Linked DNA regions of Homo sapiens: region 2 is linked to region 1. Evidence: read pairs that join two places in POLR2A ChIA-PET (ENCODE). Cell type or tissue: PC-3. All regions are shown on one strand. Links, peaks and the distances in the headings refer to the core of each region. The heading gives the core; the rest is flanking DNA.

Region 1 (10,548 bases), core at 2,549-10,548:
ACAGCAGCCTCAAGTCTGGCCTAGGGTGGGGAAGGGTGACATCTCTGCCTGGGACAGAGATGTTGATGGGAAACAGAGAAATGATTACTTGTAAAGACAAAAGTGGGCAAAGGGAAGAACTATGATCAACAGCTGTGGCCTCCCATGGATGCCCTGGGGCACGGGGCCTCGTGTGGCATGGAGACGGACTGGCCTGGAATCGTTTTACTCCACTTCACTTTTGAGTGGATGCAGATCAGTCTTCCCACCTGCATAGGGAAGCTTTTTTCTCCTTACTCTTCGTCCATGGTTAAGAGACTCAAAATAACATGGGAATGTGTATTAAAACCTGTAAACTGCCAAAGGAATCAATGTGAGCTAGGATGCCTTGTTGCCACTACCTGAGGACCTGTGAGGTTTTTAGCTGAGTGTGATCTTGAGAGCATAGTTCTCCCCTTAGCAGCTGAATTGTTTGAAATGCTTGTTTTCCGGTGCCGTAAAGAAATCGTACTTGAACATAAATTTATTTAGCAAGGCCATTTTTACTTCCTGGAGGAAGGGTACACTCGCCAGCAGTTTTGCCACGAGTACACCGAACGAAGGAGACAGGGTCATTCATAACCTGACGCGTCCACCCTACTGCTGTATCCGGTTTCCACTGGCTGGAACGGGACCTCACGTTCTGTATTTGTCCTGATTGGCTAGCAACTGAGAACTTTTTAAAAGAGGCAAAGGTAGAGGAGAATAAAGGAAGGAGGAAGTAACTTGTGTAATGCTGAGAAAGGTAAAAACACCTTCAAATAAGGAAGAGGAACAGGCTATGACCTAATGCTTGCTTGGACCAGTATAAGCAACCCAGGACAAATATTTAGGCTAAATTGTGGGAGCTAAGAACATAAAGTATATTGATTTCTTTATTACGGCTAGCAGATATTTAAGAATGTTAGCACAGGTCTTTGAATAAATTTTGCTTCTAAGAGAAGTTACTATTTATTCCTAATTAGACGGGGAGGAAAGTGTTTGATAGAGGAACCTTTACTTTTTACAGGGACCCAGACGGGTCTGCAGCGACAGGCTCACAAAGAGGGCCCATCTGCTGTCCAGAAGAGACATGCTTGTCTCAGCTCGACAAAGCAGTTCCATTGCCACGCTCTCACTGCTGGAGCTCCCCGCCCATCCTCCACCCAGTGGAATTTGGGGTGATCCGAGCAAATCTCTCATTTTTGCAAAATTCCATCAGGCATTTAACCAAAGGCAGATTCAGGCTGAGGGTAGGGGAGAGTGAGGGTAGGGGAGAGGGTAGGGGAGAGAGGGTAGGGGAGAGGGTAGGAGAGGGTAGGGGCACACAAAAGAGGGCAGCTTCCTTGTCTTTAATGTCATGCGCCTCCCTGTGAAGAGACCACCAAACAGGCTTTGTGTGAGCAATAAAGCTTTTTAATCACCTGGGTGCAGTTGGGCTGAGTCCGAAAAGAGTCAGCAAAGGATGATGGGATTTTCATTAGTTCTTCTAGGTTTGGAATAGGTGGTGGAGTTAGGAGCAATTTTTTGTGGGCAGGGGGTGGATCTTACAAAGTATATTCTCAAGGGTGGGGAGAATATTACCAAGCACCTTCCTAAGGGTCGGGGAGTATATTACAAAGTACCTTCTCAAGGGTGGGGAGGGTGTATTGTCACAAAGTCAATTGATCAGTTAGGGTGGGGCAGGAACAAATCACAGTGGTGGAATGTCATCAGTTAAGGCGGTAACAGGCTATTTTCACTTCTTTTGTGGATCTTCAGTTGCTTCAGGCCATCTGGATGTATACGTGCAAATCACAGGGCATATGATGATGGCTTAACTTGGGCTCAGAGGCCTGACATTTAACTTGCCTTCCTCCCTCGAAACATTTCCTTGTTTTGACTTCTAGCTCTAGGTACCTGCTCACAGAGCCCCTGCCCTCAACACTGTGGTCTTTCCACTCAAGGAAGCCTCAGTTGGCTTTTTGTGGGGTGGTAAGACATTGCTTGGTCATGATGTGAAATGCAATGAGACACCACCTTAATTCGGACTCAACGCCATCTGGTAGCCTGGTACTTTCACACACATAACCTGGGAAGAGGTTAGCAAATTGCATGTCAGGAAATGCATGTTCTTATCTTTGTGGCATGAGAAGAAGAAGGAGGCAAGTCCTGGGTCCTAGTTTCAACTCTGCCGTCACTGAGTGGATAAGCAGTTACTTCATGACTCCAACCTTTGGTTTTCTCCAGGGCTGGACTCAAGGCCACTCCCAGAGTCTTTTCTGTGGCTCTGACTTCGGAGGCTTTAAGAGCACTGGGGACCCATTCATCACATTTCAAGTCAACTCCGTGAAGAATCATTTAGTCAGAATTATCCCAGGAGGCTCAGCTCGCCCCCTGAGCAGGTTTCCCAGCAGCACTCCGGCTGGGCCCATTGCACATGCCAGCCCAGAGGACTCATGGTTAATGTCCGGGCGAGAGAAGCTCGGGACGCTTATGGTTGGCAGATTAGCGTTGGGAGGCATGGCAGTGTTGATCAAAGGACAACCTTGGGCTGGGCTCAAAGTGGGAGCAATTGGGAGAAATAATTAGGCAGAGTCAGAAAGAAATGTAAATACACCTGGACCTGCCTCTCCTGTTCACCAGAGTCCTACAGCTGACGCCTGCACATATCTATGACCAGGAGCTAAGTCCCCCATTCACGCTCCTGACCAACATCTGCCTCCTGGGATGGAGTGGGCCCTCCTCCACACACTGGCATCCATTAGGCACACCTTTACACGCTGTACCCCACCCTCTCAGTGTGAGATGTCCTCAAGGTCACCTGATCCAGCAGCCTTGAAAGGAGGCCTCTTCACATGGCATTGTTCCAAACCCCAGCACCTGCAGGCTCATTTTCTCTCAACACTTAATTCCTGGTGGGTATGGTTTAAAGCTACTCAGAGCTCCAGGACAGTGTGTCTGGCCAGCAAGGGGCCAGGAAGCCAGCCTTCCCCTTCCTTATGCCGTGGCCTGCCCTCATTTCCCATATCCCCACTGCTCCCTAGCCCCTCCTTCCCAGGCCTGGCTTCAGCAGCCCATTTGGGCCCTCTTGCCCTCACCCCACCCCACACCCATCAACTGCAAGAGAAGCTTATTGGACATGAACGGTGTCAACACAGAGATGAACAGGACTAAAATTCTTGGGAGAAGAGCTCACGGGAGCTGATGCTTGATCTGGGTCAAAGGAGTAGATAGGAAGGGGGGGTGGGTTCCACTTATTGGCTCAGCCAAGGTGCAGTCTGCCTAGGAACCCTCCCAGAGAGCTGTGGTGGGGGTGGACTCATTAAAGTAGACCGCAGGGGAGCACCCCACCCTGGCCAGGGAACAGACGCAGCTCAAGTTAGCATAGTGCAGTGGCCAGCCTGCCGTGGACGGGTGTAAGGGCTGATCAGATGAGGGAACAATTGATTGTGCCTGACAAGGCCAGGCAAGGCTTCGTGAAGCTGGGCTCTGGCCCAAGTGAGGCCTGGATAGACAGGTCAGTGCAAAGCTGGAAAGGAGCAGAGCCAGCAACTGTTTTTGATGTACAGATGACTGTGCCACTCCCCAGCAGCCCCTTCTTTATTCTGGGTACCTGGACGTCACCATGACAACCAAGCCTCCCTCAGCCTGTGGTGTGGGCTGGGGGCCCACTGAGCTCAGGGTGGGGACCCCCAAGAGGTGGTAGCAGCAGACCTGGGGGAGAGGCAGGAGAAGGGAGGGTTAGAGAGGGCAAGCTGGCTCTGCAGGGGTGGTGGGGCTGGGTGGCTGGGGAGGCTGGAAGAGCAACCCTCTGGTGTGGGGCAGGGAAGTAGGACTGAGAAACACCCACGAGAGCAAGCGAGTTATGGGGCTCTCCTCCCAACCACTCCCCACTTTCAGCACTTGTGTGATGTCATTCTAGGAACACCACCATCACCAGCATGGAGAGCAGCCGGGACCCCATGGGCAGGTCCCTAACCTGGTCCTGGTAGTTGGATTCCACCTCTGGAAGTGAGCATATCTCTCTCTCCTTTGCTTCTGCAAGGAAGGCACAGTCCCAAGCCTTTTCCAGCAGTCCCCAAATTTCACTGACTGCCCCATCCTGACCTTCCTAGCTGTCCTCTACCCTACTGCAGCTTCCACTGCATGCGTGTGCATGCAGTGGTCAGGGCCTCCTGAAGGCAGTTCTGAGGAATGGCTCTGGACAGAAGAGGGAAGGGTACTACATGACTCAATGTGTCCCTGAGCTGTGGCCAGCAGCGGATTGGGGAGGGGGTCTGTCCTGGCCCACCCATGCTTCTCCGTGAAGGTGGCCTTCAGCCTTGCAGTCTGGATTCCTCCCCACTGGAGGGAATAGATTAGGGAATGGTGCATGATGATGGAAGCCGTGTCTGCAGCTGAAAGTCACTTAGGAGAGGGCCCTGCTGTCTGGGTCTCTGTAGCAGGTATAGGGTCAGCGGAAGAGCTCACCTTCCCAGGCACAGACCCAGGTGGTGTATGGTTCCTGCTTTCCAGCCCCATCAGCCTCCCTGGCCATGTGCTTGAAGAGGTGCTTTCCTCTGACAGGTGAAAGACCAGGTGGGTTGCTCCATTAGGGTCCTGCTGGGATGGAGTGTCCTCAGGTCAGACAGACCCAGTGTTGCCTTGTTCAGCAAAAGCGCCAAGATGCCATTTCATCCTGTGCATGGGAACAAGAGTGCCCATTCATTCCTCAGGCTTTCTGAGTCTCTACTCCTACCTGTCACCACTTTCTCCCCTACTTTCTCACCCATCCCAACCCTACCCTGCAGTGGGGAAGTTGTCCTGGCAATTAACTTTCCATTCTTCTACTGGGGCCCTTCAAGTAACGTTTGGAGCTTTTCCCTAAATCCCAGCTTGGATAAATGATCCCCTCACATGTCCCCAAATTCTTGTTTGGTTTCTGAAGTTGGTCAGATGCTGCTTTCTGGACCCCAGGTGTGGGAAGATGCATCCACCTCCTGCCTCTATCATTTCAAGCTTGTTTTCCCAGGGCTTGCCCTGAAGGTATCTGAGATTGCAGGGAAAGATTTCTGCATAGGGAAGGGTCTGCCAGGGGAAGCAATGCAGGATGCTGAGGGCAGGCGGACGTTGGAGCAGAGGGCCTCCCCTCCTGGCGCACCAGATTCTCTCTCCACTCAGGACTGCAGCTGCTGCCTCAGCCATTTATTACTCACCTCTTCCTTTTCTTTCCAGTGATCTTTTTAGCTTCAATGCCCAATGCTAATCACTCATGCTCTGAGTACTTCCCAGATCAACCTTCTGAGAAGCAGAACCCATTTGCCCTGTGTCGTTTCTTCATCCCAGACCACATCTCAGGTTGACGTGCCTTGATGGGCTGCCCTTAGGTCAGCTGGGACCAGGCACAGACAGAGACCTGGGGGTCTCCCGGTGGGACAGAGCAGCTATCTTTAGAAGGAGCCATGTGCCTGGCAAATCAGCAAATGGCATGTCTATTACATTTTCATTAACTTGACAGACACCTGTTGAGCTCCCTCATCACATGGCAAGCACTGTTCTAGGCCCTGGGTAAACCACAGAGGCAAGGACAGGCCCAACAGTGTCCTCCGCTGTGCTTTCCCCAGAGCACAGCCCTTTGGAGTCTAGTGGACTCTTCTCTAAGAAATAGGAGATGGTAGGCCTGGCAGAGCTGGATGACCTCACCCAGCCGCTGCCAGATAAGGAGACAGATGCACAGAGAGGAGGTGTGACAGAGCTCGGTGAGCGTGCAGGCAACAGGGGCTTCATGTCTGTGATGCTGGGGCCGGCCTCTGTCTGTTTTCATTTCAGGGAAGTGTCCCTCAGGCTTCTTCCTCTAGTTGGAGAAAGAGAAGCCCTGATCTCTTGATTCTGCAATTCTTCTGCCCTTGCATCTTCCTCCAACCCACTCTCCCTAGCCCTCTTGGATGGCACCCAGCCTTGGCTGACACTGGTGGGTGTGGTGGGGAGGGTGCTTCAGAACTAGGGCCCAGGGAACCCCACCTGCCAGCTGAGAAACCCAGGGCCAGCCCTCGGCCCTCTGGGAAGCCAGATGGGCTGTCTACCTGACGGTTCAGCCTCCTCCGCTGTCAGCTGTGGGGCCATTTCTGTCACCACATGCTGATAACTGAGTTTTCAACTCTTGTGGGAGGTTCCCTAAAACAGGACACCCTCTTGCATGGATTTGTATGAAAGACAGCTGTGCTGGAGGCATAGGCTTCTAGAAGTTCCTTAGCTCAGAGGGATGTGAGCAGAAGTGCTTTCAAGCGAATCCACTCACTTTATTTTAAGTCCCACATTCCGGGTTTGGCTTCAGCCCAGCAAGTTCCCTCCAACTTGCTGCTGCTTGTGCTTCCATTACAATTCTTCCTGCTTTCTGTGCTCAGCTCCCCAAAGCTGCCTCTGCCCTCACCGTGCTGCAGGGCTGTCCCTTGTCCCCCCAGCACCTCCTGTCCTCCTCACCAGCCTAGACCAGCCAACCCCACTGGCCTCCAGGGTGGGCCAGCAAAGGGAGATGGAGAAAGAATGAGATCCCCTGAAAGCCCAGTCAGCAACGTGGAGACTCAGGTCTGTGTTTCTAACCAGGACTGCAGATCAACCTCACAGGAAACTCTTTTAAAATAAAATACACACACACACACACACACACACACACACACACACTCACATGCCCACACATACACACGTGGGCCACCCCTCAGAGATTTAGATCAGTGGCCCATGTTGCGTCTATCTGTTCTAATTGGTGGATGGGGGGAGAAAAGAGAAAGCCCCCTCTCAGCATACAAATGGCAAAAAAAAAAAAAAAAACACACACACACACACACACAAAAAAAGAGGTGCAGAGAGAAATTGCATTAGGCAACAGTTGCCTGTAATTGTTACCAAACTTTTGGAAAACAAGAAACAACAAAGAAATAAAAGCAGTAGATAATTAAGTACATAATTGTACACACCACTTGTTAATTAAGCTTTTACTCCTAAAACCTGACAGAATCTGCTTACAAGGTGATAACGTGCAGGAACGTGGCATATGGTGAGCCATCTGCAATACAAACGCTTTGTCGATGAAAACTTCCCTGCCCCACAAAAAGAAGGAGATGCTAAATGTAGTTTTCCAGAGCAGAGTGATGTATCTTCATTCCGTGCAGAAAATGAGTTGACGGTACAGTGTGCAGATGAAAGAATGTCAGGAAGGGCCACGCGGCACCCTCTGTCCTCGCTGCGGCTCTGCGTGTTTGGTTTGTGGCCCATGCTAGGGGTTCTGAGAATCGCTCGGTTGGTGTATCTGGTGCCCGAGAGCAGTGTCTTAAGAACAAATGAAAAGCAACACTTCTCTTAAATGCTCCTGTTCTGGGTGTGCAGGGAGCTGAAAAAGACCTATGAAGGTCTTGAGAAAAGTGGGTTGAGGAGCAACGACGGTCCCCGTTTCTCAACTGTAGCCCACTACCCTCTATCCCACCACTGGAGCTGTGGTCTCCAAGCCTCCTAACCTCTTCAAACCTTCCTCGGCTGTAAAATGGAGATAAAGTACTTACCTTGTCAATTGTCCTGGGCTGATGGCAAGCCCTGGTGAGATTGTTCCTGGATCAAACTGAGGGTCGGGCTGCTATTTCTCATGGCCCAATAACGAGATGCAGGTGAACTGGGGAGGAAGAAGTTTTTATTTCTGTAACCGGTTTTAGGTAGAAGGCCTGGAAATTATTGCCAGACCAACTCAAAATTACAAAGTTTTTCAGAGCTTGTATATCTTCTAAGCTATATGGCTATGTATAAGTGCGCATTCTTCTAAAGACATAAGTGATTAACTTCTTTTAATCTATAACTAAGGTCTGAGTCCTGAAGGCCTTCTTCTGGAGCCTTAGTAAATTTACTTAATGTAAATGGGTCCAGGTGCTGGGGTGATTACCCTTATCTTGTCTCCTGCTAAATCACGGAGGTTTGGGGAGTTCCTTCAGATCCCCAACAAACTTGTCTGTGGTGGCCTAGGGAGTTTCTTCAGAACCCCAGTAACGCTTGTTTAATCCTAAATGGGTCCTATTAAGAATTCCCATGTCATGCTTTAAGACCCAGGAAAGGCCACGGCAAAACTCTTGATGGGCTTTTTGTTTCATTCCAGCCTTTGTATAAGGGCACTGACTTTTTTATCTTTTAATATTTCACCACGCAGTCAGTACTCAAACAGTTGTGATGGAGGCCAGTGTTAGTGAAACCTGGTCTGCCACAAGATGATGTAAAAAGCGTATGTCCGGTGTGAGATTTTACATATGTAGGGAATTATTGTTACTAATAATAAGCCCTTGAACCCTGAGTGAGCATACCTTTACTTCAGCTTGATCTTTGACTTGCACCCAGAGCTACACAGCAGGCAGGTCCAGGGCGACAGTCTCGATCCTTGATCTTCCTGGGCTCCCGGGGTCACTGAGGAGGGCTGATCTTTGGGAGATGTGGGAGGATGGAGCACTGGTGCAATGGAAAGGGGCCCTGGGCTCCCACGGTGCCTGCGTCTCCTTCATTCTGAGGGCCTTCCTAGTTCTGCTGCTTGTGTTCTAAGAGGTCTGACAAAGCAGCCCTGCAGAAACTGTGGCAGCTGCAAGAGGGGAGGGCCACCTGGGGGTTGGGGCTTTGGGGCCCTGTGGGCAGGCTGGCCTCCTGGAGATAGCTAGCTCGGAAAGCAGTGGGGCTGGGGAGGCCCTGCCTGCGGCCACCCCAGTCTCCGGGCCTCTGAGTCTCTGCCTTGCCTCTGTGACTCTGCTTCTCCCTCCACCTGCTTCTTCCAGGTCTTCTGAAGGAGGAGGCGTCTGGCCACGCCTGTTAAGAACACATCCTCCCCAGCCCCCACCTGTGGGCCTTGGCCCCTGCCTACCCCAAGAGGGCTGCCTTTGGTCTCACACTCATCCTCATCCCCATCAGTGGGGACACACACTCCAAAGCACAGTGATCCATGTGCATGGGAGCACTCCCACCCTCCTCTTGCCCTGTGGACCTCCTTGTTCAAAACTGTCCTCTGCTCAGACTCAGGCCAGGACCCCAGCTTTTTGCTTCCTGGATCCAAAAGGGGGGACCCCTGCACCTCTGCTGGGGGGCATCCATCATATTCATTGATGATTTTTTTCTCAAGTATTCCATAAAATCCCTTGCCGGGCTGTGGAGACAGGGCTGCGTTGCTCCTGAGCGCCTCACCTCCACCCCTACCTGCCTCTCCTGCGGGGCCCACTGCTCTGTGCTCCGTGGAAGGGCCCACTGTCCCTGGCCTGCTACTGCCCTGGCCCTTCCTTCAGTGATTAATGCTCCTACAGGACGCCTTGGGAAGCCTCCATAGCACCAAGCCTGCTCTTGTCACAAGAGAGGAGCACAGTGCAGACACAGTGTCTACTCCCTGGAAGGCAGGGCCATGTCCTGGTGGTCAGACCCACCAGGTGGATTGAACAGAACAGAGCATAGTCCCGAGGATCTGCATGGGCCTTCCTATGGGCAGGGCATCTGAAGAGGGAGCATCTCGTTTCTTCCTCTCCACAGCCCTGGAGGGAGGCGAGGGGGAAGGGAGCAGCAGGGCTATTGGGGGATGGGCACGGGCAGCCCTGGGTCCCAGGCTGGGATGTGTCTGCACATTGGCACCACTCCCTCAACCAGGGCGCTTTCTCCCTGGAAGTGTGGGTAACAGTGTACACCCCAGAACAGGCAGAGGGAGTGCTCTTGATACTCTATACTTCACACTTCTATGGGTTTCTTAGTCTCCACATCTTGTAAACAAAGGAAACTAGGTCTGCACAATCCCCAACATCATCACAGAAACAGATTCTAAAGCTGGAAGGAATCAGAGATGATGAGGTCCACTCCCCCTCATTTTACAGAAGGAAAACCTGGTCCCCAGGGCAAGAGTGATTTGCTGAATGTCATCAAGGCAATGGGAGGCGTTCCTGCCTTGGGGCCACACTCCTGCTGCTCCAGAACCCCAGTATAGAATAGCAATAGCAGGATGCCTGGTGCAATGAACACCAGACAGGTGGAGAAGATGGCTTCAGCAAGGAAGTAGAAATGGAAGAAAAGCCAATTTCTGGCCACAGCTGGGAAGGCGATGTACTAGGGCAGAACAAGAGGGTCTCCAGGCATGGACAAATGGCTGCTGTATTTCTAAGAACAGAAGCCTTTTTCTGTTGCTAGGGGCGAGAGCTCCTTTTGGGCAAGCTCTTACATGGAATAAAAAGGGTAGAATTAGGGCTTGATGTGGGCTGGGCGGTGAGAAGCAGGCGGGGGGTGGTGGTGTGGCTGAGAGAAGAGCCTGAAGGGAGGCTCAGGTTCTGGCTCAGGCTCCAGAAGGTGGTCCCTGGCCCTGAAGAATGACTGAGCAGAGCCATTGGGGGGCCCCAAAGCCCCGTGCTCAGCTCTAGGCTGGGCAGGGTTTGCAGGGAGTGTCCATCTCAAGGCTCTGCCCAGCTGTGGGGGTGGCATTGAATCAGCACAGATCTTGGGCCGAAGCACCTGGGACGTTCCCAGGAGGCCCCAAGGGCCCCACAAACCCCTCAGAGGGGAGGGGAGGGAGCATACTTGCTCCAGAACTTGGAGCCTCTT
Region 2 (11,547 bases), core at 3,548-11,547, 130 kb after region 1:
CTGGGGTTTAGTTCTGGCTCATCCACTAGCCACCCTGCAACCCCAGGCAGGGCCTCTCACCTCTTTGCAGCCTAACTTTGTCTCTCCTCTCCTGGAAAATGAAAGGACTGTTATCAGGTGGCCTCTCAGGGCCCCTCCAGCTGTGGTGTTTCAGGATTTTCTTTCTTTCTCTAAAGGACTGCTCTGAGCAGAGCCAACAAAGCTGTCAAACCAACAAGAGTGGCAGGCTCAGGCATGCCCTGGGGAGATGCTCAGGGCAGGGTCCTCCCAGTCTCCCCCTCGTGCCTGGAAGGCAGGTGGCAGCCTGTTCTCTTGAGGAAAGAGGCCCTCCACCCTAGAGAAGGCAGCAAAGTTCTCCAAGGACCAGTGGGCAGGGCGGGGCCCCAGCTGGCCACCTTCCTCCTGCAGTCCTTGATGTCAGCCACCGTGAAGGCCTTGTAAATGTTACACACAGATTGTTTGTGGGACAAAGGAGACACGGGGTGGAGTATCAACGGCGTGTAATTGGCTTCTCAATGTCACACATTGGCTCTTGCGTGGATTAAAAGTCCACAAGAACCTGACTTCTTGAGCACTGTCCTGGCCTGGGAGGTGGCAGCTTTGGGTCCTCTGCGTCCCAGCTCCCCATGTGACCCTCAGCAGGGATATCTTTTCCCTGGGCCTCAGCCAGATGTGGTGTGGTCTGGGGGGATGTGGATGAATGACCCAGCGCTGCTGGGAGAGCTAGCCCAGTGCCAAGTCCCCAGCCTGTGTCCACATGCAGGGGCAGTCATCTCCTCCCCTCCTCCCAGCCTTCTCCAGGCCCAAACATGGCGCCGGGCTTGGCTGGGGAAGTGGAGGGGTGACCCGTGCCTTCCCCGTTGGGTGGAGACGTGTCTTTGCACCAAGGTGTGACCGAGGGCTGCCGGAAAATGAATCCGTGTTAGGAGTGGGGGCCCCAGATTCAAATCCCGGCTAGGCCACTCTGTTTCCTCTGCTGTGAAATGAGGGGAATGATGGCCCCTCCCTCACAGGGCTATTGTGAGGACCAAACGAGATAAAGTGTGTGAAGAGCTCAGGGCAGGGCCGGCCCTCTGCCCCTAACCTGCTTCTACTGATCATGGCCATAGGGTGGGCATGGTGGCTCCCCTCACACCTCCCATTCCCGGGGCCAAACACACACACACACACACACACACACACACACACACGGCCTGCAGAGGTTGTCTGTCCCTGAGGACCTAAGTGGTAACACCCTTGCTTCCCAGTCAGTGGGGCCATCTGCCTTCCAGAGAGAGTTTATCACCTCCCAGATTTTGCAATCTGTGGCTCAACAGCTCATCCTCCCACATTCCCGGCTGTAGTGGTCTGGGCCGGCCCTTCTACCCCAGTATCTTCAGCTGTTGGGGAGCCCGACAGGGCAGGCTCTGATGCAACGACCTGAACTGGATCCAACACCCAGGCTGGAAGCTCCCAGGTGGGGCTGGGAGCTAGGGGCCAGGTCAGGCCAGCAGGGATGTGATGATAGGGAAGCCACAAGCCGCCTAGCCACAAGGCCCCCCCTTGCTGCAAAGGGCTGGACAGTGACCTCTCTCAGGGCATGCTCCATCCTGCACTTTCTAGGGAGTGGGGCGGCGGGGAGGAGAAGGAAGGGGAAGGTGCTATGCCAAGCTGGGGTGCAGCGAGAGGGGAGCCCAGCATGGGAGGAGGGGCTTTACTGGAACCTGGGCAGGTCTGTAGCCGCCACCCATGTTTACACTGTGGGAAGGGGTGATGACATGTCCTAGAATGAGGTGGAGGTTGTTGTCTCTAGGGCAGGAACACTGGGTCATGGGAGCAGGGACAGGGGCAGCTGTTGAGGAGGGATGATGCCACAGAGCCACAGCAACCGAGCCAAAGGCCCCCATTAACTGGGGTCAGGGAGAGGAAAGGAAACCGCTGTTGTGCAAGCCAGAGCATGGCGAGCCCAGGAGGGAAAGCCAGAGACCCAGAATGTGTCCACGTGTTTATCCACTCATTCATTCATTCACCAAACAAGTACTGGAAGGCTGGCGCTGGGTTACATGCTGAGGACATAGCGTTGAGCAAACTGAGCCAAGTCACCATCCCCAAGGAAGAGAGACAGGCAAGGAGCAAGTCACACACATAAATATGCAACTACAGCTGGCATAAGCACTTCTAAAAAAAGGGACGAGGTGGTGGACTGTGTCAGAAAGGGCGGGGAGGGCTTCCTGGAGGTGGTGACACTGGAGCTGGAGCTGGCATCTGAAGGATGAAGAGGAGTTAACCAGGTGTGAGGTGGGGCTGAGGAGGTGGGCAGGGGCTGAACGCTGGGGGTGAAATTTGGACTTTATTCTAAGGATGGAGCCACTGAAGAGTATTAAGCAGCAAAGTGACGTGACTTGAATTGTTTCTAAACATCACTCTGGGGAGAATGGCTTGTAGGAGCAGGCTTGTAAAGAGATGTGGGAGAACATGAGGAGCTACTGAAGTCATCCATGACCACATGGTGGGCCAGGCCAGGGCCATAGAGATGGAGAAAAGGGGACTAATTTGAGAAATGTTTGGGACATGAAATCCACAGGACATAGTGATGGATGAACAGCCAGGGAAGGCAGCAGTGAAGTGGGAAGTCCTCAAAGGTCAGTCCAGGCTGGGGAGGGAGAGGCCAAGGGGGAGCTGGCCAGAGAGAGACCTGCCCACCAAATAGTAAGTGCATGCCTATGAGCCCAAGGGGTTTTCTCCTCCGAATGGTGGCATCTAAGGGCTGGCCTAGGATGCTCCAGTCCACAGAATAGTGAGTGCCACGCTGGTCAGGACTGATTTCCAGAAGTCAGGACCAGGCTAGGCCACTCTTGTTTCCTCCACTGTGAAATGAGGGGAATGATGGCCCCTCCCTCACAAGGCTATTGTGAGGACCAAACAAGATAAAGTGTGTGAAGAGCTCAGGGCAGGGCCGGCCCTCCCCCTAACCTGCTTCTACTGATCATGGTCATAGGGTGGGCATGGTGGCTCCCCTCACACCTCCCATTCCCGGGGCCGCGCGCACACACACACACACGGCCTGCAGAGGTTGTCTGTCCCTGAGGACCTGAGTGGTGGCACCCCTGCTGCTTCCTAGTCAGTGGGGCCATCTGCCCCACTGACTAGGAAGCAGCAGGGAGCAAGGTGGGTCACAGACATGGCTATGGAAAGATGCATAGCAGCAGGCATCTTGGAAGGGAAGCTGAGCTTTGGGGAAACGACCATGGAGAGAAATTGGCTGAAGTTGGAAAACAGAAATAAAGTGCCCTATTTGATTGCATAAGGAAAGTACCAGTTCTGGACGGTGGGGCCCTGTGTGTGTTTACTGCTGTATGTCTCAGATCACATATTAAGGGCTCGAAAATGTTGTTACATAAATAGAAGAATAAGAAGTCAATATGGAACCTTGCTCTTTACAACAGCAGCAAAACAAACGCAGAAAGCAGGTGGTGGAATGTGGACAGGCCCTCCTGGAGACCTGGGGGCCAGGGCACTCACTGGCCATCTTGCTCAAGTGGGAAGTCCTTCCCCCTCTAGAACCTGAAGGGCCTCCTGCTCATCCCTGTGGTGGTTCTGGGATTCCCAGAATAGGGATGTGAGTCCAGCCTGATAGGGAGAGGAGAGGTGGCGCAGGGCTGGGGGGAAAGGAGGTCATACCCTCTTCCAGGGCCAGGTAACCGGAGCCCAGCACACAGCTGGGCAGGGGGAGGGACAGAGCACACAAGAGGCCATGTGCCTTCCCTGGTGAAATGTGATCAGTCAGTCACCCTGCAGGGGGGAGTCAGGGGGCAGGGAGGGGAGGATCGGATCCCCACCCCACTTTAAACCAGGCTTCAGGGCACCCCAGGAATTCCTGTTATTTCTGTGGGGCTCTTCCCTCTCTGGGTGTGGGGAGGCCCACGTCCATCCACACAGTGGAGATGGGAGAGGAGCTCAGCCACCCGAAGGCAGCTGGGCAGGTAGGTAGCCCCACACAGGCTGCAGCCTCCCCATCACGGGAGGCTTTTTTTTTTTTTTTTTTTTTTTTTGGAGACAGGGTCTCTCTGTGTCGCCCAGCTGGAGCGCAGTGGCATGATCAATTATGGCTTACCACAGCCTCAGCCTTCTGAGCTCAAGCATTCCTCCTGCCTCTGCCTCTGCCTCTCAAAATGTTAGGATTACAGGTGTGAGCCACCGTGCCCAGCCACCCCTTGTTCTCTTGCCGCTAACACATCTGCTGAGCGGCTCCTGCTGTGCTGAGCGTTGAAGTGGGCGTAGAGGGCACTGAATGGACAATGGCTGGCGGGTGAGGGCCAGGAGAATGGGTTCAGTCCACCTGCCCCATCTTACCTCTGTGAAATGAGCGGTGAGGGAGAAGGGGCCGTCCTGGAACATGTTCTCCATGGACATGTGGAAATGGAGTAAGTACTACACCAACAGGTCTGGAGGGACCAGAAGATGGGTAAGGGGGTCCTGGGGGATGAGTCCGAGAGAGGCTGAACCAGACCAGTGGGCAACCTGGGCCCGAGTGGAGCAAGCAGCATCTCTGGCCAGAGAGGAGGCTGAGCCCCTCATCCACATATGGAGCAGCCCAGGAAAGGCAGGTGGGGCACCAGTGCCCAGGGGAACTTCAGCCAGATGTCCAGGGTAGCTTGATCTTCCTAATACTGGTCCAGGGTTACTTGGACCTGAAGCCTGTCCCCTGATGAACCCTGTCCTTTGCTCCCACCCCCTCTCTCCCGGTCCACCAGCCTGATTCCTGAACATCTCAGGAACTCGCCGTCTCCTTCCCCACACTGCCCCCTCTCCCAACCAGGCTAGGACTCTCCCAGAGGACAGCATCTGTCTGCCCACCTTTGAGAGTTTTAAACACAAGCCTGAGCCGACTCTTCCTGGCATAAAGCACCTCAGTTCCTCCCAGAGGCTGAGGACAGAGGCTGGTGAGGCCACCTCGTCCCTGCCCCATCTCTCCCCAGTCCCACTCCCTGCAGCTTCCACCTCCCTGACCCTGCTCCCACCTGCCTCTGGGCCTCTGGGCCTCTGGGCCTCTGCACAGCCTCTCCTGTAGCTAGAGCCCCCTTCTCACCACCCTCCCCCACTCAACCAAATGACCCTGTTTCTCCTTCAGCTCTCAGCCGGTCAGCTCCTCCAGGATGCCCTCCTCACTCTCTGCAAAGTCCTCTATTCTCTCACCAGACACTTATCCTGGAGTTGCCCTCTGACTTGCTGAGCCCCCCAGCTGTAATCCCCTGACACTGGGGGTGCTTGGTCAGCCCTAGCAGGGGGTCTCAAAAAATGCTTGTTGATGGCCTGATTGTCCTCAGTCTAACTGACTGTTGACTGATGGAACGTCTTGCCGCCTGACTTTCCTTCTCTGGCAGCCACAGTATGGGGTAAGCTGCAGTGAGGTTCTTGCAGAGAGGATGGGGCAAGAAGCCCAGCAGAAGGGAGAGCATGAACCCCCCAACCCGAGACTCACCCCTTTCCTTTTGAATTAGGAATCAAAAAATAACCAGGGCCTTGGGGTGATGGGCCCTTGGTGCCCAGGTCCTGACATCTACGTGGGCAGCTGAGCTGAACTCTCCCCTGCCTCAGACCAGTCCTCCTTTCCTCCTCCCCTCTTCTCTCTCCTCCTCTTTGTCCCCTCCCTTCCAGCCCCTCTGGCCCTGCCCCAGAGCAGCAGAACACCCAGCTGACAGCTGGACATGCCAGTCCCCACCAGCCCTTCCCCAGAGGGTCAGGTGACCCTTCCCTCCCCAGGCCACGGCAGCCCGGCCCTCCCGGGCAGACCTCCCGCACCAGGGCTCTGGTGAACAGCAAATGCTCCACGCTGGGACGGGCCATTGCCTGATGCCTGTACATGGTGGGCACTGAGAGACAAGATTCCTGGGCCCTGCCTTCCATACACTCCCCACGATCTCGGAGGAAGCTCTGGTGAGTGCTGCCTTGTAGGCAGGGATGGGCAGGGCCAGCCTCTTTGACGGGGCCTGACTGAGGGGAGAGAGGGTCTCGTGTTCACAGGGCCTGTCTGTACCCTGGGGTCTTGTCTCCATTCCAGGCTGGCCAGGAGTCTGCCCCACGGAGGTGCCAGCGTCTTCGTGGAGGTCTGTCCATCTGTGTGTGGCGGGGGTGGGGTAGGGCGTTGGGACAGTTCAGTGTATAGGAATTCTGGCATCTGTTCCTCTTTCATCCCTCTCCCTTCTCCCAGGGGAATTCCACCCCTCCCCTTCCAGGGGTGCCTGGAGCCCTCTCACTTCAGGGTGGACTGGGACTACAGAGGAAGCTGGGGGGAGGGGCAAGTACCGGGGGCTGCGTTAACCCTTAACAGAGGCCGGTGTCCAAGAAACGCGGGCAGCATCCCCTGGGCACAGGAACAGCATGTCCTAGCCCAGCAGCCCCAGCTTTCCACGGGAGGGGGCAGGAGGCCGGCACCAGGCTGGATGACATCAGCATCTACAGCAGCTGCCTGGGGCCTGGTGCAGGGTGGTGGTAGACCACGGGATGGCGGTCATGGGGGTGGGAGACATGTCTCCACCAAACGGTGGTCCCTGATGCCCTGGGCAGTGGTGGAGTCTTGGCCCCCACCCATGACTCTTCTAGGTACCCTAGTGAACCTGAGAACTGAGCTTGCCTTGGGGGCCTTAAACCCCCCATGCCAGGCCCCTTCCCCTGAAATTCTGATCCCATAGGGAGGGACTCTGCCTTCTACATTTTTAAAAAGCTACCCATTTATTTTTTAACCTTTTATTATGAAAAACTTCAAGCATACAAATAGAGGGAATGATCTCATGCACACTTGTACATCCTGCGCCTGATTTCAGCAGTGGCCCGAGTTTTGTCGTATTTGTTTCATTGAATACGCTACAGCTAGAGTGTTCTGACATCACAGCACGCCTCTCCCCTGCACAAAGTCCTCAGCAGGTCCTCACATAACCCACTGTCCACTAACAAATGAACAACTACCCATGAGCGTCTGCATCCTGTCTGCAGTCTCCTTTCCCCAGCTGGCCCTACATGTCTGTTAATGTTTTGTTAGAAAAGGATCCAGTCAAAAGGCATTGGGTCAGCAGGTCTCTTAAATCTCTTTCAATTAGAAAGAGCCTCTGCCAGCCCCCCGACCCCCCACCATGGTGATTTTTCCCCACCACTTTGCCTTGCTGAATCAAAGGGGGGGTTGTCCCATAGGAGGGTAAGAACATGGCAGGGTCAGACAGCTCTCAGTACAGATAGGGAAGCTGAGGCCCCGAGAGGCAGGCTCAGGGAGCCTGAGGCAGAACCAGGTCTCCTGTCCCCTCCTGGGCCACTTCCCTGCATCCCTGCCCCTCAATGCTCCTGTGGCCTCTGGGGCCCTCCCTGTCCTCTGCTGCTTCCGGGGGTCACAGGCCAGGCCAAGCCCACCCCCTGGCCAGCGGCATCTCCTTCTTTCTCCTGCCCTCCACAGAGCCTGAATAAATCCTTCCCAGGCAGAAACCCGGATGGTTGCTCTCTTGTTCACTAGCAGCCACAGGGAACAGCAATAAACTTTATGAGCATCAGGTCCTTCAGGGAAGAAAGCACGTGCACTGGCTGGGGAGGCGCAGGGTGGCAGCGCGTGCTGGCCCGCGGGCTGCAGTTGCAGTGTGTTACCTTAATAATAGTTACTGCAACTCATCCGGGGCTGGGAGGCCCAGCTGGCAGCTGAGAGGCCTCACCCACCCACCAGGGTGCCACAGCCTGGGCGGGATGGACAGATGGGGTGGAGATCGCTGGAGACCCCATCCTGCTCTGCCCAGATGGGCTCTCAAGTGCCCCACCACCCCCAGCCCATTCCCACCCCCTCCCCTTCAGCCCCTGACCCTGGTTAAGCAGTGGGAGGGGAGGGCAAGAGATGTTATAGAACGTTATGGGGAGAATCCAACCTCAATGATGGCTTCTGAGCTTTTCAAAAACATCTGCCTGGTGGAGGCAGAACTTCAGCTGCCATCGAGGCTCTCTGGGACAGGTCTGGGCAAAGCCAGGCAAACCTAGGGCAGTTCCAAGAATGTGTCCCCCAGTGGCTGGGTGAGGAGGTGGGTGCTGGCTTTAGTTTCCAGTTAATCCCTCTCAGGCATTTGGGGCCTCAACGTGTGTGCTGCTGCCCTCTGGTGGGGAAAAACCTTGCCTGCATTCTCCCTCAGCCACACACTCCCACACACGCACAAGCATTCACACACACTCACACAAACATACAAACACATGCACGCACACACACTCCATCCCATTATTGTGTTTTGACCTTAAAGAGCTGTTCCATCTTGCAACCATAAAACTGCCATGCTAACCGCTGGCAACACCTTACGTCTGTGGCTCATAGGTCTCTTGCACAAGACAGGTGGTGGCTGATCATATTACTTAGAGGAAGGCAGCAGGTGTGGGGCAGGGTGTTGGAGGCTGGGAAATGTGTAGGCAGGTCTGGGTGTTTAGCAATATCCAAAATCCTGGGTGCAGCTTCAAGAGGCAAAGTCCGGAGGAGAAAAGCATGGCTGGGAGGGGCTGTCAAAGCAGTTGCTAACCATGGCTGAGGAGCTGCGTGTCCAGGGGTCAGGATCTATTAGGGGGCCAAGAGGGAGAAGCCCTCGCAGCCTCTGCCTCCCCCAGAGCAGCCCTTCCAGTGGCACTTGACTTCGTGAGTCATCTTGCCCCCATGTTTCTCCCACCTTGACAGCAAGATCAGAACATTGTTGGTGCTGCTAAGTACATTTGTCAGTGGCTGAAGGGTTTCTAAACTAATAATCTCTGTATTAAAATCGTATTTGGTCCTCAAGCTGGAGAAATGTTGGGAGATTTTAAATGTTAAGAAAAAAAAAAGAAAAAAAAAACCCTCTCAAAGGATAAAATCAGCCCCGAAATAAGTTTCTATGACTGAGGAATATGAAGTATTGCTCTGTGATTCTAGAAACCAAGCCTTCTCCAGGGAAGAGATGCTCTCCTAAGCCACATATTTCAGCCACGGCTGGGAAAGTGATGTGTGAAGTCCCCCAGCACTAGGTATTGATCCCACCGAGCCGGAGAGCCACACGGACAGAGGGCGCACCATCCTACAGCCCTTGAGTCATTTTTAGAATGGATTTTAAAACTCCATTTTTCCCCCTGGAAAATAAGCTTGTGCCTTCCAACCTGGATGGCCCCAGATGATGCACAACCCCTCAGCCATGTGAGAAACTCCAAATTTCTCCTGCCCATTACAACCTAAGTGGTTTTAAATGGTTTTTGGGTCCTCTCATCTCTAATAGATTAAAAAATGCTCCCTCGGGCATCACAAAGACATTGAATGGTACTTGTACCAAACCTCTGGCTCCGAGAGACCTGTGAAATGTAAGTTAGAGCTTCAGAGGTGAGAGGGCAGGCCATAAACCATGCTGCTTTGCCGTCTGCCACATTTTATATTACAGTTTTCTTTTGCTACAAGCTGTTTCTTAATTATCTTCTACCCAGAAAGCCCTCTCCCCACCACCTAAGATTTATCGGGATGTGGTCCCGAAGGCTTCAGCACCTTGGTGATCTCAGGGTGCCACCTCCCTGCACTGAGCTGGGGCCCAGGCCAGCATCTCCTCTGGCTGGCCAGGCTGGGCTCACTCTCCGTCCCCCTCCACTGCCGGCTGCCTCTGCAGACGCCCTGCTGCTGCAGCACTGGCAAGGCCAGCCAAGCACTCCCGCATCCTCCTCCTCCACACAACACTCCCCTCCAGCCATCGCCTCCCACCATCTCCTTGCCCTTCCCTATTGCTCCCTGTACACACACTCCCCAAAGCAGGCCCTCCCCAAGCTCCCCAAGGCTGAGCCAACATCTCCCCTCCTCCTGGACTCCTTCCCAGACCCCTCAAACCACCCTGATCTCAGCCAGGAGCAGTACCTCTCCTAACCTCTTCTCCAGGACCCATTTGTCAACACAGTTTTTTCCCTACCAGTCCCTATGCAATACTCATTATACTTTTAGGATCTGTTGATTGAGAAAAATAGACGATGACAAAAACTACTAGGAATTCAATAATGCCTTTAAATGAATTTGTATTTTGTTAATTACCAACATATTTACATACATTTGAGAATTATCGTGCCTCTAGGGGATTACTTTCCTACTCTGCAGATTGTGGTGGTGAGGATTTGGGTAAGGTCTTGGCAGGCCCCCCGGGTGGGAGCCCTCACCCAGGGCCCTAAGAATCCACGCTGCCAAGCACTTCGTTAGACACTGCCCACCAGCAGCATGCTGCCCCTGGGTGTGCGGTTCTTGCTGCCCAGTCAGGTGCAGCTTCTGAAAGCTCCCTATCCTGACACAGGTTACTGAGGCAAACAGCATAAAGAGGGCCCCAGACAGCACCCTGGCCCTAAGAGCCTGACTTGGGTCTTGGTCCTGGGTCTCCGAGACTCCCAGAGACAGCCAGAGCAACTCAGCAGCCACTCCCCGTCCAAGCAGACTGCACGTGGTCAGAATGGGCGTCGACTTCAGAGTGAGACAGACTCATCACGGCCGAGTCCCAGCATTGGTGCCTGATAGCTCTGGACCCCGGGAAAACTCTGCAACCATTCTGACCCTCAGTGTCTCCATCTGAAAATTCCTAGCTGGAGACACAGAGGTGTGATTGTAAAGCCAGGGGTCCAGAGTTGACCCTTAGGAGTGACTATGATATAGGATATGTTTGTGCAATGAACTATTTGAGTACCTGACTCAAGTGAAGTTGCTTTGTTTTTTTTTTTTTTGCTTGTTTTTGTTTATTTTTTTCTGAGATGGAGTTTTGCTGTTGTTGCCCAGGCTGGAGTGCAATGGCACGATCTTGGCTCACCGCAACCTCCGCCTCCCAGGTTCAAGCGATTCTCCTGCCTCAGCCTCCCGAGTAGCTGGGATTACAGGCACGTGTCACCACGCCCTGCTAATTTTGTATTTTTAGTAGAGACAGGGTTTCTCCATGTTGGTCAGGCTGGTCTCGAACTCCTGACCTCAGGTGATCCGCCCACCTTGGCCTCCCAAAGTGCTGGGATTACAGGCGTGAGCCACTGTGCCCGGCTTTTTTTTTTTTTTTTTTTTTTTTTGAGATGGAGTCTCGCTCTGTTGCCCAAGCTGGAGTGCAATGACATGATCTTGGCTCACTGCAACCTCCACCTCCTAGATTCAAGCAATTCCTCTGCCTCAGCCTCCCGAGTAGCTGGGATTACAGGCATGCGCCACCACACCTGGCTACTTTTTAAAATATTTTTAGTAGAGAGGGGGTTTCACCATGTTGGCTTAGGCTAGTCTCGAACTCCTGGCTTCAAGTGATTCACCCGCCTTGGCCTCCTACAGTGCTGGAATTACAGGCGTGAGCCACCACGCCAGGCAAAGTGAAGTTGCTTTCAACTTAAGAGCTCCATACTGGGTGCCTGGCTGTGAGTTAGTGCATCAGGCAGGATGGACTAGGTCCTGCTGCATAACAAGCCACCCCCAAATCTCAGTGACTTCATAGAGTGAAGATTTATTTCCATAATGCTATATATCCAGTATGTACAGTCACTTAGGGACCCTACTGACAGAGGCCACACCTCAGCATGTGCTTCCAAGATCACCATGGCCAG

What was found. ChIA-PET counts read pairs that join two places held together with the same protein. Peaks named below come from ENCODE experiments on the same cell type or tissue, not always from the same donor. Only the 100,000 strongest peaks of a DNase experiment are listed, where the experiment ranks them.
Region 2: POLR2A ChIA-PET joins it to region 1 with 15 read pairs; 3 of 35 experiments call an interaction of 5 or more read pairs at or near these places.

Annotation. Positions count from the first base shown.
Region 1 is chr6:33,871,026-33,881,573 of GRCh38, reverse strand. LOC105375027 (a long non-coding RNA gene) reads right to left here. Exons shown (of 4, transcript XR_007059555.1): 3 at 7,515-7,621; 4 at 6,936-7,284. Among named protein-coding and RNA genes, the nearest start is that of LINC01016, 21 kb to the left of the region's middle. RefSeq lists an enhancer at 2,471-2,971. In PC-3, for the core only: no CTCF peak of the experiment used is centred there; no DNase peak of the experiment used is centred there; H3K27me3 peaks cover 5,785 bases.
Region 2 is chr6:33,741,127-33,752,673 of GRCh38, reverse strand. IP6K3 (inositol hexakisphosphate kinase 3) reads left to right here and starts at 5,769. Exons shown (of 6, transcript NM_054111.5): 1 at 5,769-5,916. RefSeq lists enhancers at 190-748, 6,149-7,042, 7,043-7,935, 7,936-8,829, 9,088-9,777 and 1 more and a silencer at 8,041-8,170. In PC-3, for the core only: CTCF peaks have their summits at 7,929 and 8,140 (motif pointing left); DNase peaks (open chromatin) are centred at 8,113 and 8,223.